Regions from separate parts of the Homo sapiens genome. Here all the other regions are linked to region 2. Evidence: chromatin contacts called from ENCODE Hi-C or POLR2A ChIA-PET data. All regions are on one chromosome and are shown on one strand. Each heading gives the region's core, a stretch centred on a gene start or an enhancer-like site at or near the end of the contact. The rest is flanking DNA. Distances are from core to core; before and after follow the strand shown. Region 1 has its middle 110 kb from the start of DLX2-DT. Region 2 overlaps LOC107985960 (a long non-coding RNA gene). Region 3 overlaps LOC107985960 (a long non-coding RNA gene).

Region 1 (2,978 bases), core at 346-2,845, 130 kb before region 2:
CATTCAGTCAATTATAGGAAAGGAGCATTTACCAGCAGAAGTGTGGCATGCTCGGAAGAGGCATACCCCCTTCCTTTCCCGCCAAACATAAAATGGACAGTTTGGTAGAGGGGAATTTGTTCTTTTTAACAGGACAATAGCCGCAGTGTTCTAATTTCCATTGTATTCTTGATTTAAATTACCTTCCCTTAATAAGAAAAGCCTGCCCGATTTAATGAGTAATGAAATCATTGGCATTAGAAGGACTGTAGCTTTCAGACTGTGGGGAGGTCCGGGATTAAAATTAAAATTTAGGTCATTACAGAAAAGACCAATAATATGTTTCACATGGATCAGTCTCGGTTTTTTCTTTTTTAGCACAGTGGTTCTCAAACCTTACATACGCCAGAATCACTTGGGGGTCTTATTAAAACACAAATGGAAGGAGAATGTTAGTGTCTACTTCACAGATCAGTAGCTCTCAAACTTTGGTGTGCATCAGAAACACCTGGAGGGCTTGCTAACCCACAGGTTACTGAGACCCTCCTGCCACTGTTTGTTTCAGTAGGGCTGAGGTAGGGCCTGGTAATTTGCTTTTCTAACAAGTTCTCAGGTGAGGCTGCTGTTACTGACTTGGGAAACATTTGAAAAACATTGGCAGGGCAGGGCTAGTTAAAACATCTGAAATCCTGCCCTGACTTGTATGAAATCTGCTATAAAGTAAAAAGTGGAGTTTTTGGCCGACTGCTTGCTAGTTGGACTTAAGAAGACTGGCATGTGTTGGTCAAGCTGATAGACTCAGTTTACATTTGAATTCCAATTGCTACGAACAATGTCAGAGAAAAGATTCTTTTACATACCCTGGGAAAGAGATATAAGGAAAAATATATTTTATATGTATTTCTATATTTTTATAAAATCTATAAATATATATTTATAAATATGTAAAAATATATATTTTGGGGTATATTTATAAATATGTAAAAATATATATTGGGGGCTTTGAGAATGGTAAAGATATAAATCGGCACAATAATTTCATATAAGCCTTGTGCAATAGAAACGTTTTCTTCTTCTAATTTTCCCTTCATAATTGTGAATTATTTGAATCTACAAATAACTTATTTATAAGGAGGGTTAGATTTGAGAATGTATTTACTCTGTGCTGTTCCTAGGATAAGCCTTGGGGTTTTTTGTACCTAAAATGCCTCTTCAGTTAACAGAATACTACTCTGCACCAGGTCTCAGGAATTTGGAGATTTGTATCTCTGGCTAAATTGTAACAAAGGCAGGCAGAGAATATGCCCAGAATTTGGCCTTCCACAATGCACACTGTAGTATCATAGCATGATGGGACTGGAAGAAGACTAGAGGCCATCTCTTTCAATCTGCTCCTTCCACAGATAGGTAGACCCAGCCCGGAGTGTTTGAAGGAGGTGTCTTTGTGGCAAACTGCACGGTTCTCACATGGCTCACTGGTGATGGGTCTGGGCAGAGGGAGAACTGCGGTATAAAGGGCCAGCCCGTCCTGCTGCCCTGCTCGTGCTGGCGCCACATTCGACACGTGGCCATGCCTGTGCAACCTGGTGTGTGGAGGCAGGGCATTCAGGTTTTGAGAAGAGAACATCATTGGATCTGGCAGCTAAAATATGAAACACCATCCCTCGGGCTTCTCTGAGTCTGTAGTCTCATCGGGAGGCCAGCCAACTTGCTGTCTGCTATTGAGTGTGGGCTTGGAAGTGGGAGGAAAGCACTGGGTGATGAGAGAGTAGGAGGACAGAGAAAGCCTGAGGAGTGGAAAATGTGTTGAAGAGGGTGAGGAAAAGGCAAGAGAGCCCCAACTTAAAATACACAACTTAAAAGACTCTGCCACCGGCAGTGAACCAACTCCTAACAATCCTTACTGGCTCTGGGCCTGCTGGCCCTCAGGTGCAGCCCCTGCTCTGTGCCACAGAGAGTCAACCCGCAGGGCGCATTTCCCAGGCTGCCTCTGCATGGCATGTCCAGTGGTGGGATTGAAAGGTTGGGGGAAAGGAGGGGCCAGGGAATCCCACTTCCCCTCCCCAGGTGGCCGCTCCAGCAGGTACTGGACGAGACCTCAGAGACTCAGCCTCCTCAGGCTGCCCTGGACTTCCACAATTCCAGCTCCTCTTTTTGTCTTCCACCCCATGGTTGGTAGCAGCTTTTTCCTGAGCTCAGTTCCCTCTTCATCTGTAGAAATAATTCCCGGCATTAAGCTCTTTCTATTGTAAATACTTAAAATAGTTACTGTTTTATTGGTTAGATCCTGACTGATACAGGTTAGAATGATTATTTTCAGTGAATTTATGAGGAAACAGAGGATTATGTAGGTTAAGTAACTTGTCCAAGGTCATCACAACTAGCAAATGATGAAATCAGCATCAAAACATAAGACTGCAGAGCTCATACTCTCAACACAATACTCTGTGGCCTCTCACAGTGAGTTTGAGGGAATTCAGAAAAAGGAAGACAAGAAATATCTTTATGTATAAAACAGTGGTAATAAAAACAGTGGTGTGAAAACGTTGCTTTGACCTCAAGAAATTAGGTAATCTCTGTGCTAAGGTGGGTGTATGTGTCTGTGCCCGGTGTTCCAGGGTCCTAAATCTTGAGGAATTAATTCAGCTCAGGCATTGGTGCTAGTCTTTTATTATTCCTCATTTTCTCAGTTGATCACAAAGGGTTACTTATTTCCACTCATCTAGTTGCAGTTTGTGAAAATGTGGCCTGAACCTTGCTTTGGAACTCAGGTTGCTATAGAAACCTTTGACTGGAGGTGAGGGATCACGAAGGTTTATTAATGAGAATTTCCCCGCTTTACCCCTGGGCTCAGTCTGTATGAGATTCCCAGAAAGGCTCATTAGTTTTTGTATTAGGGTCCTCCAGAGAGACAGAACCAATTGTGTGTGTATGTGTGCACGGGTGCATGTGTGTGTGCATATGTGTGCGTGTGTGTGTGTATTTAAAGGAATTGGCTC
Region 2 (3,015 bases), core at 460-2,959:
GAGGAGGGCAGGAGTGAGGTTTGGAGCTGGTACTGGGGGAAAGTGAAAGTCAGCACTGACAATGATTGAATGGAGATGATGACCCCAGCTAGCCCCTGCCTCTTTCGCAGCCAGGCAGGCATCCTCTCCAGCCAGAGAGCAGGGATTCTGTCTGCCATGGGGGAACTGAGCTGCAGACAGAAGACCGACTAAAGTCCATTTGGGGCCCTACTCTGAAAAGGCTGCCTCAGTATTAGGTTTCTGTCAGTGAAATTCACCAGCTCACAAGCCTGCCCACGTGTCTCAAAGCAAACCCATGAATCAGAGTTTTGGATCTTCGTCTTCAATAAGAATGGGCATGCGAGGGCCACCTGATTCTGGAGGAAAGACTTCAACATAAAAGAGATCAAAATCATTCAAATGGGAAAAAATACTTAGGAGAAACAAACAATGAAAGGGAACAGAAGTAACCTTTATAAACATACAAAAACTTATTTGATATTGGTAGGGAGATAAGAGAGGGTGCTGTACCCGTGAATCCAGAACAGGATGCTTTAATTCAGAAATCATCAAAGGACAAGAAAGAAAGGTCTTAAAAGCCCTAAAAAAAAAAACACACACACACACACACACAACAACAACAACAACAAACTCCCAGAAAAATGAACAAATGAACAAAAAAACATGGACAACAGGGAAGACATGATAAGAAAATGAAAGGATTGGTCCTGGAGGGCTAACATTCACCTAAGAGGAATTCCAGAAAGACAAAATAAAGAAAATGAAAGTGAAAGAATGGGCAAAGAAATATTACCAGAATATTTCCTGTGGATTTGAAAAGATCCATGCCAGCTTATACCACTTTGGAATTTCAGAAACCGTGAATGAAGAGAAGACCGTAAACATTTCCCTAGACGGATAAAACAGGTTCTGTTCAGAGGAACAGAAAGTAGAAGGGCACAGGATTTCTCAGTAGCAACCCTGCACACCAGAAGGCAAAGGAAGTAAAATGATAGTGCACTCCTGTCCTCAGCATTGAGCAATTATCTAATAATGGAAACACAGAGGATAGATTTAACCAAAAATTATAATTTATCTATATCGAGAGAATAGAGGGAGGCAAAATATGGAGGAAAGTGTAAGAAAGAGTCTCCTAGCCTAATGGGAAGCTTATTGATGTCCCTACTGGATAACTCAATAGCAGCACAAGCATTTTATTTAGAAATTTGAAGGAGAATATAAGAAACAGCTGAAAGGGGACAGGTCAGGGGAGGAAAGCAGGAGACTGGCTTTGTCTGTTCCATGATAAGACTTGGACTTTCTAAATCACTTGCATGGACTACATGATAAGATCCCTGTAAGGACTTTGAAGAAAAGATTCCTTTTTTAAATTCCCTGATCTGATTGCTTCGACTTCTTGGAGGACGCAGACTGACCCTCGCTGTCTTACAACCTCTTCATTAATAGGGGATCTGGGTTCCCCTCTCTTGGGGGTATAGGACTTGTCTCTTGGAACAATGAGAAAAATAAGACTCCGCTGGGGCTTTATGCCTACGCTTACACAGGCAGATAAAATACATGAACTTTGTTCATTGTTCTCATGGGGATATTTACAGAGTTCTTTTCCCTCTTGCTGTTTATCTTTTGGCTGGGGTTCTAAGCGGAATGGACTCAGGTGGTGAGTAACGGCTGAATCTCATTGTTCCCCTCCCTTGGTGACACACCCTGAGCCTGTAACCCAGCAGCAGCTTTCGTGCCATGTCTACTGTCCCGTGGAGTAAAGCTAGTCTTGCCTTTGATGTCCTACTGGTTGTAAGGATTTTTTTTCTTTTTTTCTTTCTTTCTTTCTTTTTTTTTTTTTTTTTTTTTGAGACAGAGTCTCGCTCTGTTGCCCAGGCTGGAGTGCAGTGGTGCAATCTCGACTCACTGCAACCTCTGCTTCCTGGGTTCAAGCGATTCTCCTGCCTCAGCCTCCTGAGTAGCTGGGATTACAGGTACACGCCACCAAGCCCAGCTAATTTTTGTATTTTTAGTAGAGATGGGGTTTTACCATGTTGGTCGGGCTGATCTCGAACTCCTGACCTCGTGATCCACCCACCTCTGCCTCCCAGAGTGCTGAGATTACAGGCGTGAGCTAGTGCGCCTGGCTGATTTTTTTTTTCTTGACATTAACATGAACGTGGGTTTGTAAAAATCAATGCGGGACAAATATATTATGAAGAATGAGAGCTTAGGAGTTAAATGTAATGGAAATAAATCCTTGGAAAAGTTGGAGTGAATGAGTGGGGGAAGCTAGGTTAGGCAATGAACTACTGTGGTTCTCTACTGCTGTTTTGTTTTGGTTTGTGTTTTGGATTCTAAGCTATGAGAATCTTCCAATTTAGATTTTAATAGACCTCTTAGAAGTGCTATAGCTCAAGGAAAAGAAGGATATATTCTGCCGATTCTATCTCTTTGGAGTTTGTGTTCTCAAACCTACAAGCAGTGTCTCCTTCCTGTAAATCACAAATTCCTGCAATGCCTCATAAAAGGGTCATCTTCCTTGGACCTTTTATCTGGTGGGAGCTGTGTGCACCACTGAAGGGGAGGAAAGGAGGATGCTGCCAACAGTGATCAGTGACCTTCGGGAGAAGCAGAGGCCACGGACCTCCCAGCAAAGGAGTGGCCCTCTGCCAGGACACAGGGCTCCCTGCCTTCTGCCTCGGCTTCCTTCTCCTCCCCTTGGTGCTTCCTTTCTTTTCCCATTAGGGCTTGAAGTCCATTTTCACCTGATTAAGGGAAGGAGCCCTCACAGACTGCACCTCCCAGGAATGGCCTAGGCTCCACTCCATGAGCTCCCTCCCTCTCCCTCCTCTGCCACCACCTCCTCCTCCTCCTCCTCCTCCTCCTCCTCCTGCTCTTCCTCCTGCTCCTTCTCCTCTTTTTCCTCCTCCTTTTCTCTCTCTCTCTCTCCCCCTCCCTCCCCCTCCTTTTTATAAGATCTAATAAATACATTTTTCAGTTAACTGCTGAATCCTTTAAGGAAAATAGATGTGT
Region 3 (2,965 bases), core at 166-2,665, 88 kb before region 2:
AGTTTCACCTAGCTGGAGACCTAGGCTCTGAGTCCTAGCTTCCTAACCAGGCTGTGAGCGCTCTGAAGGAAGGGCTCACTCCATTTATATCTTCATATTCATTAAACACCTAGGTCAGTGGATTCATAGTCTGAGCTCAGAATATTCACTAATCCCGAGACTGTTGGCTTTCTGTGGTCATGGTTGCCATTGGGTGGGGCGTCCATGGACCCCAGGCTAAGCACTTTGCTTAGGCTAAGTTCCCAACAGTGCTGCTCAGCAGTGGACCTCTTTCTGATTCTCTCAAGCCTATACACTGAGGGGTTGTCCACACTGCCTCTGAGAGCAGTGGGCAGGCAAAGGAAGTGTGCTTTGTGAGGTCACCCGTGGGGACAGTGAGTGCAAGCAGCTGCAGTCCTCATGGGCCGCCAGCCTCCCGCTTCCTGCAGAGGCGCCCAGAGCTGGAGCTGGTCTGCGCATGCACTTGGAGGCACGGTATGAACAACCGCAGAAATGCCGGCCAACTACGCCAGTTCCCAGAGCCCAGCGTTCTCCTCTCTCCTCTTTCATTGGTTTCCCAGGAAAGCTGCTGAGGGCGGGAACCCCAGATGCACAGTTTGGCTCATAAGCGGGCTGCCTTTCACAGCCACCACTACCCACCCGGGGAGAGCACTGGATTGTGGCAAACGGGACCTCTTTGTGTGAGCAACCAAGGTGTGTTGGGTTTGGTGCTCCAAGGCAAACTTCTTTGCTCAATTGAAACAGCCCCTGGTCATCTCTGCTTCTCCATCTATAGCCACCCCGTGAGAATAAAAACTCCAGAGAGTCCTTTCTATTTACATTTAGGGAATTCTAAAAGAAAGGTACAAGAAGCCAAAGGATTATCCGTGTTTGTCCTTAGAAAAAGAGGTAACAATGCAATTTTTAAAACCCTAAAAGATTAATGAAATAAAACATTACAGATAGATACAGCAGTCAAATGCAAAGAAACAGAGAATAGTGGTTACCAGGGGCTGGGGGAGAGGGGAATGGAGAGCTATTGTTTAATGAATATGAACTTTGAGTTTGGGAAGATGAAAAATTTCTGAAGAGGGATAGTGGCGATGTTTGCACAGCAGTGTGAATGGACTTAATGTTGCTGAACTATACACTTAAAAACGGTTAAAATAGTAAATTGTATGTTGTGTATATTTTGCCATAATAAAAATTTTTCAGAAACCATTATGAACAGAGCATTGTCTCAATGAGGAGACACTAAGCTTGTTGACTTTTATCTTGGGTGCTCTCTGTGTATGTGTATTTATATTAAAAGTAACCAGTTTCCTGAAAACACAAAACCCATTCCTGGCCAACAGGCTCTTTTCCTGTGCTTTTGTGCATTCTGAAGCTGTCTTCATAATGTGTTGGTCAGGAAGTGGGTGACTCATGGGGCCTTTATGACAGACCCTTGAGTCACACACACACACACACACACATACACACAGACACACGTGAGTCACCCCTACAGGCTTCTAGGACAGGCAGCGATTTAGATGCCAGAGTGATGTGCCTGGGGCATGGCGGGAGGCAGCCTGGCGCCCATTGCCAGGCACATTCCTGGGAGCCTCTCCCATGGTTTAGTAATAAATGGAAGCTGTGGCCACAGCTCCCAACTCCAGGCCCAGCAATAGCTGTTTCTCTGACTTTTAAGGACAACCCAAATGGTGGCAGGAGGGGAGAGCAGTTGGTATTGGAAACGCCCAGTGGCCGCTGGGCTGCTGTGAGTGGCGCCTGTTTTGGCGATGTGAGTGGCGCTGGGTGTAGGCCTCTGAATCTGCCGGTGCGTGGTGGCAAGAGCAGGTCAATCACAGGGTGATCTTACGTCTTCCCGGGGGTCGTGAATCGGGTTGGGAGCCACTCAGTTATATAAACAAATGGAGGACTGATCTAGACCTTAGGAGACCTGGTTTAGACTTTGATCTGCCACTAGCTTGTTTTGTTACCATGGTAAATCACATAAACTCTCTGGCCTTGGGTTCCTTGTCTTTAAAGTGAGGGAGTTGGATTAGATCAGGATTGGCTGGCACACAGCTCCTGTGCCACCCGTCCCTCCAGTTCCTGAGGCAACAATGTTCACTGCCCTCTGAGCCCACATGGCAGCTCCTGGTCCTTCTTAGATGGCCTTCTCTTTCTATTCTGTTAATTGGAGTTAGCATCTGAAATGACACCTATTTGCTATCCTGAAAGCTGATATGCTGGTTCTCAACTTTGCCTATAAATTAGAATCACTGGAGAGCTTTTAGCAAATACAGGTGTCTGAATCCTACCCATATGGATTCTGATTTAATTATTCTGGGATGAGACCCAGGCATTGATAAATTTTAAAAGCTCTCTAGGGGATTCCAGTGTGTAGCCAGGAATGAGGGTCACTGGACGAGATGACCACTACAGGGGCCTAACAGTCAGTCACTTTGTGATCAGCTGTTGGCATGAAGATGACAGGAATGATTGGGCTGGTTGAGCCGAGCTCTGCTGGCAAGAACATTAGGGGATCAGGAGACTTGGTTCTCATTTCTAGTTTGCATTCCTAATTTGCTTGTGATTTTGGGTGAGTTATTTATTCTTTTTAGCTTTAGTTCCCACATGTATAAACTGGGAGTAATAATCTCTTGAGCTTCCTACCTCACCATATTCTTAAGAGGAAGAAAGAAATGTTAATAGATGTATAAGAGAAAAGTGCTACAGAAAGTGCTACGTAAATTATTCCATTTTTATAACCCACATACCCCAAAATACTCTTCTAAAATTTGAAATAAAAAATTTTGAATCCATCCCTTGTGGGGAATTATGAAGATTCAGTGAGGTGGCATATACAACAGTCCCTAGCCTGGTAGGTGTGCAAGCAATGCTTGTTTGAATGAACATTTTGATGGAGGTTACTGAAACACCAAATCACAGAGTTCTGTGTGCCTTCAAAGGAAGAGGAAGCTCATTTCTGTGGCTGTTT

Evidence for each region. A loop is a pair of places that touch in the nucleus more often than their neighbours do. ChIA-PET counts read pairs that join two places held with the same protein, here RNA polymerase II (POLR2A).
Region 1: a loop to region 2 is called in a map of CD8-positive, alpha-beta T cell, with 2.0 times the contacts of the local background. The contact joins two enhancer-like sites. A Hi-C loop is called at or near these places in 1 of 168 maps with a recorded cell type or tissue (CD8-positive, alpha-beta T cell). POLR2A ChIA-PET finds 5 or more read pairs at or near these places in 4 of 52 experiments (BJ, H1, WTC11 and 1 more).
Region 3: a loop to region 2 is called in a map of PC-3, with 6 times the contacts of the local background. The contact joins two enhancer-like sites. A Hi-C loop is called at or near these places in 4 of 168 maps with a recorded cell type or tissue (PC-3, astrocyte of the cerebellum, heart right ventricle and 1 more). POLR2A ChIA-PET finds 5 or more read pairs at or near these places in 1 of 52 experiments (A549).

The regions. Positions count from the first base shown.
Region 1 is chr2:172,213,781-172,216,758 of GRCh38, forward strand. No RefSeq gene overlaps it. Among named protein-coding and RNA genes, the nearest start is that of DLX2-DT, 110 kb to the left of the region's middle. Within about 2 kb of position 1,596, at least 4 of the 41 ENCODE cell types and tissues checked have a DNase peak (open chromatin) inside an H3K27ac peak, as active enhancers do.
Region 2 is chr2:172,339,627-172,342,641 of GRCh38, forward strand. All of the region lies in intron 4 of LOC107985960 (a long non-coding RNA gene), which reads left to right. Among named protein-coding and RNA genes, the nearest start is that of ITGA6, 86 kb to the right of the region's middle. Within about 2 kb of position 1,710, at least 9 of the 41 ENCODE cell types and tissues checked have a DNase peak (open chromatin) inside an H3K27ac peak, as active enhancers do; they include PC-3, where a contact is called at or near this core.
Region 3 is chr2:172,251,941-172,254,905 of GRCh38, forward strand. LOC107985960 (a long non-coding RNA gene) reads left to right here. Exons shown (of 6, transcript XR_001739773.3): 1 at 1-693. Among named protein-coding and RNA genes, the nearest start is that of DLX2-DT, 150 kb to the left of the region's middle. RefSeq lists an enhancer at 951-2,150. Within about 2 kb of position 1,416, at least 10 of the 41 ENCODE cell types and tissues checked have a DNase peak (open chromatin) inside an H3K27ac peak, as active enhancers do; they include PC-3, where a contact is called at or near this core.